Regions from separate parts of the Mus musculus genome. Here region 1 is linked to region 2. Evidence: chromatin loops called from intact Hi-C (ENCODE). Cell type or tissue: gastrocnemius. All regions are shown on one strand. Each heading gives the region's core, and the rest is flanking DNA. Links, peaks and the distances in the headings are about the cores only.

The links. Peaks named below come from ENCODE experiments on the same cell type or tissue, not always from the same donor. Only the 100,000 strongest peaks of a DNase experiment are listed, where the experiment ranks them.
Region 1: a loop joins it to region 2, with 2.0 times the contacts of the local background. A loop is called at or near these places in 5 of 42 quality-filtered maps.

Annotation. Positions count from the first base shown.
Region 1 is chr9:104,097,171-104,100,770 of GRCm38, reverse strand. Acad11 (acyl-Coenzyme A dehydrogenase family, member 11) reads right to left here. Exons shown (of 20, transcript NM_175324.4): 13 at 3,319-3,417. It overlaps Ackr4 (atypical chemokine receptor 4), which reads left to right. Exons shown (of 3, transcript NM_145700.2): 3 at 1,016-2,633. The coding sequence starts at 1,025. The coding sequence ends at 2,077. Among named protein-coding and RNA genes, the nearest start is that of Ackr4, 28 kb to the left of the region's middle. In gastrocnemius, for the core only: no CTCF peak of the experiment used is centred there; a DNase peak (open chromatin) is centred at 1,489.
Region 2 is chr9:104,150,830-104,154,429 of GRCm38, reverse strand. Dnajc13 (DnaJ heat shock protein family (Hsp40) member C13) reads left to right here. Exons shown (of 56, transcript NM_001163026.1): 56 at 2,007-2,833. The coding sequence ends at 2,113. Among named protein-coding and RNA genes, the nearest start is that of Ackr4, 26 kb to the right of the region's middle. In gastrocnemius, for the core only: no CTCF peak of the experiment used is centred there; no DNase peak of the experiment used is centred there.

The DNA.
Region 1 (3,600 bases), core at 348-2,847, 53 kb after region 2:
AATAGTCAGATTCCATATAGAAAGAGAGCAGTATTAGGTGGTGGTGGTGGGGGCACTAAGGAGGCTAAAGCAGGAGGATTGCCAGTGATCTTCCAGACTAGCTGGAACTCGGGAATCTAGGTAAGCAAGAAGTTAAACATGGTGCTAGTTTTCAGTTTAGAGGGACCAGGGGACACAAGTACCGTCAGGCTTAGGAGGAAAGCTAGCTAGTGAGGCCTTCTTGTAGCAAAGTCAGCCAGTGACTCCATGCCAGTGCCAAGCTGATTTATTTAAATTAAAATTATAAGTAACTCCAGAATAAAAAAATTAAAACATTTCTTTTTCAAATACGTAAAACAACTCATTTTAATTTATTATAGATATACTCTACAAGACTTAAGTTTTATCTATAAAACTGCAACATATCTTCTGCTCTTTGCTTAAATTTTGTATTATAACCCAGACTGGTGACTCCATGATTACAGTGCTTGCTGCACAAGTATGAGGACGAGCATTTGGGTCCCCAGTGTGCGTGTCAATGAGGGTGGGCCCTGCAGCCCATCCACAGCTCCAACACTTACAAGGGGCAGAATAGATGTCTGCAGCAAGCTGGCTAGTCAGAACAGCTCTGCTGGTGAGCTCTGGGTTCAACTGAGAGACCTTACCTCAATAAATGAGGAGACAGTAATCTAATGACTCGACACATCATCTTTAACGTCTAGATACATGCACACACATGTGCACACATGTGAACACACACACATGCATGCAGACCACACACACAAATGCATACAAAAACACAAAACAACTCATATTACTTAAAAGTCTTAAAGTTTACCTAGGATTTAGTGACTAAGAGCTGGGATACTGTCTGTTGACCATGAACCAATGCCATTTCCAACATGTGAGAGCTAGGCTCACACATGTGACAGCCACAGTATACTCTCTAGAGAAAACACAAGCCACGAACTGGGCAAAAGCTGCTTCCTTTTACTCAATGCTGAATGGAGTGCCCTGTGTTCTTCTTGTCATCCAGCTCGGTACCATGGCTCTGGAGCTGAACCAGTCAGCGGAATACTATTATGAGGAGAATGAGATGAACTACACTCACGACTACAGCCAGTACGAAGTGATCTGCATAAAAGAAGAGGTCAGGCAGTTCGCAAAAGTCTTCCTGCCTGCCTTCTTCACAGTGGCCTTTGTCACTGGGCTCGCAGGGAACTCCGTAGTTGTGGCGATTTACGCCTATTACAAGAAGCAGAGGACCAAGACCGATGTGTACATCCTGAACCTGGCTGTAGCAGACTTGTTACTTCTGATCACGCTGCCTTTCTGGGCAGTTAATGCAGTTCACGGATGGATTCTAGGCAAAATGATGTGCAAAGTAACGTCAGCCCTGTACACGGTAAACTTTGTCTCTGGGATGCAGTTCCTGGCTTGTATCAGCATTGACAGATATTGGGCAATTACCAAAGCCCCCAGCCAATCAGGAGCGGGGAGACCCTGTTGGATCATCTGTTGCTGTGTGTGGATGGCCGCCATCTTGCTGAGCATACCCCAGCTGGTTTTTTACACAGTGAATCAGAATGCTAGGTGCACTCCCATCTTTCCCCACCACCTAGGAACATCCCTGAAAGCATCCATTCAGATGCTGGAAATCGGCATCGGCTTTGTGGTCCCGTTTCTCATCATGGGCGTGTGCTATGCCAGTACCGCCAGGGCGCTCATCAAGATGCCCAACATTAAAAAGTCTCGCCCCCTCAGGGTTCTGCTCGCGGTGGTGGTGGTTTTCATTGTCACCCAGCTGCCCTATAACGTTGTTAAGTTCTGCCAAGCCATAGATGCCATCTACCTGCTGATCACCAGCTGCGATATGAGCAAACGCATGGATGTCGCCATCCAAGTCACAGAGAGCATCGCGCTCTTCCACAGCTGCCTCAACCCCATCCTGTATGTCTTCATGGGGGCCTCCTTCAAAAACTATATCATGAAAGTGGCCAAGAAATATGGATCCTGGAGAAGACAGAGACAGAACGTGGAAGAAATTCCTTTTGATTCTGAGGGTCCTACAGAGCCAACCAGTTCTTTTACCATTTAAATATAAAACTGCTCTCTGCCTCTGCTTTTTGCTTAGACACACACACACACACACACACACACACACACACACAAAGTGATGTTTCCTCCTCAAATAAAATATTTGTGTTACACCGAGACCCAACCATCAACAAATACTGTTGTTGCAATTTATAACAAAGAAGGAGTAAGGGGTGGGGCAGGGTAAGGAAGACAGACGCCAGAGAGTAAACAAGTGGGCAAAGTGTGGAAACTAAATCTAATGACAGGAAAACAGCTTGGCAGGAGGGAGAAACAACGCATTGTGCCACAAAGAGGAAGTCTGTGTGTGTGTGTGTGTGTGATGGGAGGGGGGTGTTTTGCATCTTCACCACAGTGGTGGTTATTCAAATCTGACAGCAACTGTAATTCTGTAATATAAAACCCTGGGTAATGCGTGCCCACGACCATCCTGTACTATCTCTGTAACTTCCTGTGAGTAAACAACTTCATAATAAAAAGTTAAAAGAAGAAACATCATGCTGTGAGCCTAGCAACCTAAAACCAATTAATAAAGAAACTTATGCTAAGAGAAATTTATAATTATCTGTAATTATTTAAAATTTAATAAGTTCTTTCTGCAAAATTTCAATGCTTAAGTAATCGCAACAAAACTTACTCTTTTTATTTTTTGTTTGTTTCTTAATTTATAAGTGATTTTATAACATAACATATAAGAAAGAATGGCAATTAAAGAAAAAGGCCAAACCCATAAAGATGTTCACACATCCTGGTAAGTTCCTATGCATGCCATTTGCTTTCATGATGTCACCAAAGAAATTATCCAACTACACCACTGGGTTCATCACGCATATTCTAGAAACCAGCCTTAAAAATCATTGTTATCTAGAGTCTAATTTTATAACTTCCTAAAGAACTTGCCCATGTTTGTTGGCCATTACTGAGAACTAGTGAACAAATATACTATCCTATGTATAAAGTTTACTTTTCACTTAAACACCTGTAATTAGGCAATAAAATATGTAACACACGTACCATTGTCACTGATAATTAAGACTGAACCCAAAACACATGCTAAGCTTGTGTTCTACCACCACCGGACACCCTAGACCCCACAACTTATCAAATTACCTTTCTCTTGGTACTGTTTCTAAGTTTGATAATTGTTTCAGAGGCAGAATTTACAGCTGTGATCATGCAGCAGTGTGTGGGAAACCCGGGCACTGCCCAACAGTGGGGTGACAGATCACAGAGAGCACTCACCGCTGCTCCACCACTTCTTGCCGTTAACTATATAGCCACCTCCATCTCTCTGGATGGTGCATTCGATGTTCGTGGCATCGCTTGATGAGACGTTGGGCTCTAGAAAGGAACAATGGCTTGGTTCACAGGCAGGCAGAAATCAGTCCTTAGCCAAGGAGGCTTAGACAGAAAGGACAAATTCTTCGAGGACAGAGGCACAGTGTTTATTATTATTAATATTACTTTTCTTATCCTTCCCCCTTGGTCTTTTGCGAATATAGACAGTGTAAGCATTTAATGCGT
Region 2 (3,600 bases), core at 715-3,214:
AAACATGAGTAAGCTACTGTAAAGTTTTATTTGTATGACTATGGTGATCAACAAGTATCACTTTATTTATCAGTACCATAACCCTGTGAGTTTGCCCAAGACTCTGCAGTGACTTCAGCGTTGCCTACTTTAATATGTAGCATTCAGGGTTTGGTGCCATAACCTCCTATTTTTATAAGAATCATTGAGCCCGTGTCTTGGTTTCTTTTTTCTATCACCATGAAAAAAATACCCTGTCAAAAGCAACTTAAAGGAGAAAGGGTTTGGATTAGCTGTTGAAGGCATAGTTCATCATGGTGGAGAAGTCAAGGCAGCGGGGGCCTGAAGCAGCAGCTGGTCACATTATATACACACCCAGTGAACAGAAGGAGGTGAATGTGTGCATGCTAGTGCTCAGCTCCTTTCCTCAATGTCATATCATTCAGATTCCTGCTGAGGGAATGGTGCCACCCACAGTGGACAGGTCCTCCATCCCAATTAACATAATTGAGACAGTCCCCCACAAGCATGCTCAGAGGTTCCTCTGTGAGGGGACAGTTCTAACCATCACTGCCCACAGTCTGAATTGTTTAGGAACCACACCCCTCTGTAGTGTTTGTGGTTTTGCTCATCTGGACCTGTCTAAAGTTGAGAGCAGTGAAGTGCTTTGGCTCTGAGCTACACTGATGGACCAGTCTTTTTCCTGAGCAATCTGTGGGAGGCCTGGTTTGCTGATTAGCAGAAGGTAAGAGTTGATAGTGTAGGATCCCAAGACCTAAAGAAGGGAAAATCCTTTTAGTAAGTGTTAAAAGTACTTGACTCTAAGGACCCAGGCACTCTGGTTAGCTTCAGTCCCAGCTCATGCAGGCAGTCACTGTGGCCTCGCCAGCACTGGCACAGTGTGTGGCAGCCATTTCCCATCCGGAGTCAGTGCTCAGAAGCTGAGAGATGAGATGGAAGTGAATTATGACCTCTGTCCTCCATCAGTCCTGTTGCCTTCCCCGCATCAGATCGCTCTGCTGTGTGCACGTCCTCACGACTCCCTTGCTGCTTACATTTCTTTTCTCCCCCCAGGTGTCTCTCCTTCCCTTCTAACTGGCAGCAGCCCCCTTCACCTCAGGAGTGGGCTTTAGAACTGCTCTGCCAGGCAGCTTGCTAACTTCTGTGTAGCTCTCTGAAGCAGGTAGAGAAACCTTTTGCTCAATGCATGTTGCTCGCACCACCTTTCCTGTCCCGACCCTTAGTGTACACCTTTGCCATGTTTCCTCTGACTCAGCTAAGCACTGCCTCTGCAGCGCTAAACCAGTTTCTCTTGCAAGCGCTTGCTGCATTGTGTGGTGCTTCTGAGATGAAAGCAACTGTCTGTGGTGCCCAGAGTCAGCTCCAGAAGCCAGAGCCCAGGGGCTGCTGACAAGCTTGCTTCCGAGTGCCACCTTTTCACGCCATAGAGACTTTCAGTCACAACACGTGGAGACTACGACTAAAATGCTACTGTCTCCTCTGGAGCATGCTTTGACCTACGAGAAGAGTGTCCAGAGCCTTCCTCTTCAAAGAGACCTTATGTAGTGAGCGAGCTGTGTTCCCTGGGTGCCGCTTACTAAAGTGACCTCCTTTGTACCAAGTGAACACAGGCTACCTAGAATGTCCGTCTCGGAAGCTGCTAGTGTCGAGAATCCAGTTGTGCATCACTTTGAGATGGGCTGAGCGGGGTGGGGAGGGCGTCTTCCGTCTGTCTGTTCCCATGTTTTCTTTAAGTACCCTCGATTTTTTTTTTTTTTTTTGTAAAATTAAACTTTCCAGGTGTGAAAAGAGGGGAAATCCCCTATTTCTACACCAGTGTTACTGCATGAATTTTAAAATTATTCTAATTGTGTCAAATACTAAAAGCCATGAACATAGGTGCTGTATCGCTGCCTGTTGAGACAGTTACACATGTAGATCGTATTTAGAGCTTCCCAGTGGTCTGTACTGGGTGCTGGTCCCTGAGACTGATAGAAAAAATGCCTGCTTTCCTTTCTCTCTTGCAGGACCTGGAGTTGCTGGCTACCTTACAGCAGGTACATCCTCATCAGCCATGTCTAATCTGCCGCCTCCCGTAGACCATGAGGCAGGAGACCTTGGCTATCAGACTTGAAGCACTCAGACAGTAAATGCTGGAAGGCCAGTACTGCGCCCACATTCCTCCAACCAACATGTTGAAACAGACTCCGCTGCCTTTCTCCTGGTTTCATGACAGTGTTATTCCTTTTTCTATAAATAGACTTTTATTTAGGAGAAGAGTCCATGATTCTGACGTATCACGTTCTGAGAAAGCACTCTGTGGGTCAGCCACCTGGGTACACAAGAATTTCTTCTTCTTGATGTATGTAAGCACATTTTGTTCCTTTATATCTGTTTACAAGACTGTGAATCAAAAAGACAAACTTTCTTCCTAGTTTTTATAACTTTTTTTTGAATTACTGTGACTGTGGGATTAAGCTGCAGTCTACAAACATTGGGCTAAATCTTATCCCAGAGCAGGGCGCCTCTCTCTCCTGCACCAGGTCTCCATGACCGTCTTCCTCTCATCGTCCCTCCACCCGTGACCAGATCCTCAATCATTAACTCTGAGAGCTCGGTGCACATCGGTGTGTATGACAGGCGTCACCAAACTGAACGACAAGGAGCTTGTGCAAAAAAATTAAAACTAAAAATGGATGTGAAGATGTTATGTAAGAGATTAGTGTAATTGTGAAATGTTCTATACATTATCAAATATATAAAGCTTTCTATATTGAATGTACATTATACAGATCATTCATATGTGTACATAAAATTTTAAAAATAAAGGGAATTGACTGCTTTGTTAATGAGATATGTATGTTCTGTAATTTTAGCCTTTGGAAACTTCTTCCATGTTCACTTTTGGGGGAGATGGAACAGAAGCAGACAAACACCCCTCACCCTCACACGCACAGCTGTGCCCACCTCCGTTCACTCACTGGAAACAGCAGCTTAGTTACTTCTTAAATCGTGTTTAGGTGTGAGCTAAGGAATGCTGCCAGAGTCTCACGGTCTAATGTTTCAGGCGGGAGGTAAGGAACCAGCAAATATATCTAATAACAGATCCTAATGCATAGGTCTTCCAGTTAGACTGCAGACTACAGAAAATAAACATGGAAAGTCACGCAAACACTTGTCCATATCCTTTTTTGTTTTGGTTTGGTTTGAGACAAGGTCACCTCATTGTGACACAGGCTCTCCTCGAGCTTGAAATCCCATGTGTGCTCGCTGAGAGAGCTTGAGTTTCCGTCTGAGGGTAGAAACTGTCCAAAGTTGGAAGGGGCCGCAGGCTGGCCATTGGCATTCAGGTCTGATAGTGGTTTGAGAAAGATCTGAGCAGGCATTGCATACCCTATTGACAATCAAACGCTCAAGGCCATTTGCACACCCTGACTGGGGCTCTAGCTCCATGGTAGAATGCTGACTTAAGATGTGTGAGGCCCTCAGTTCACTTTCCAGCACTGCAAAAAATTAATATGGAGCAATATCTAACAGGCCATTTGAAAAACCACATGGAAACTACTATAAAGCTTCATGTATATGTGTGTACATACATATATACATACATGCATAATACAT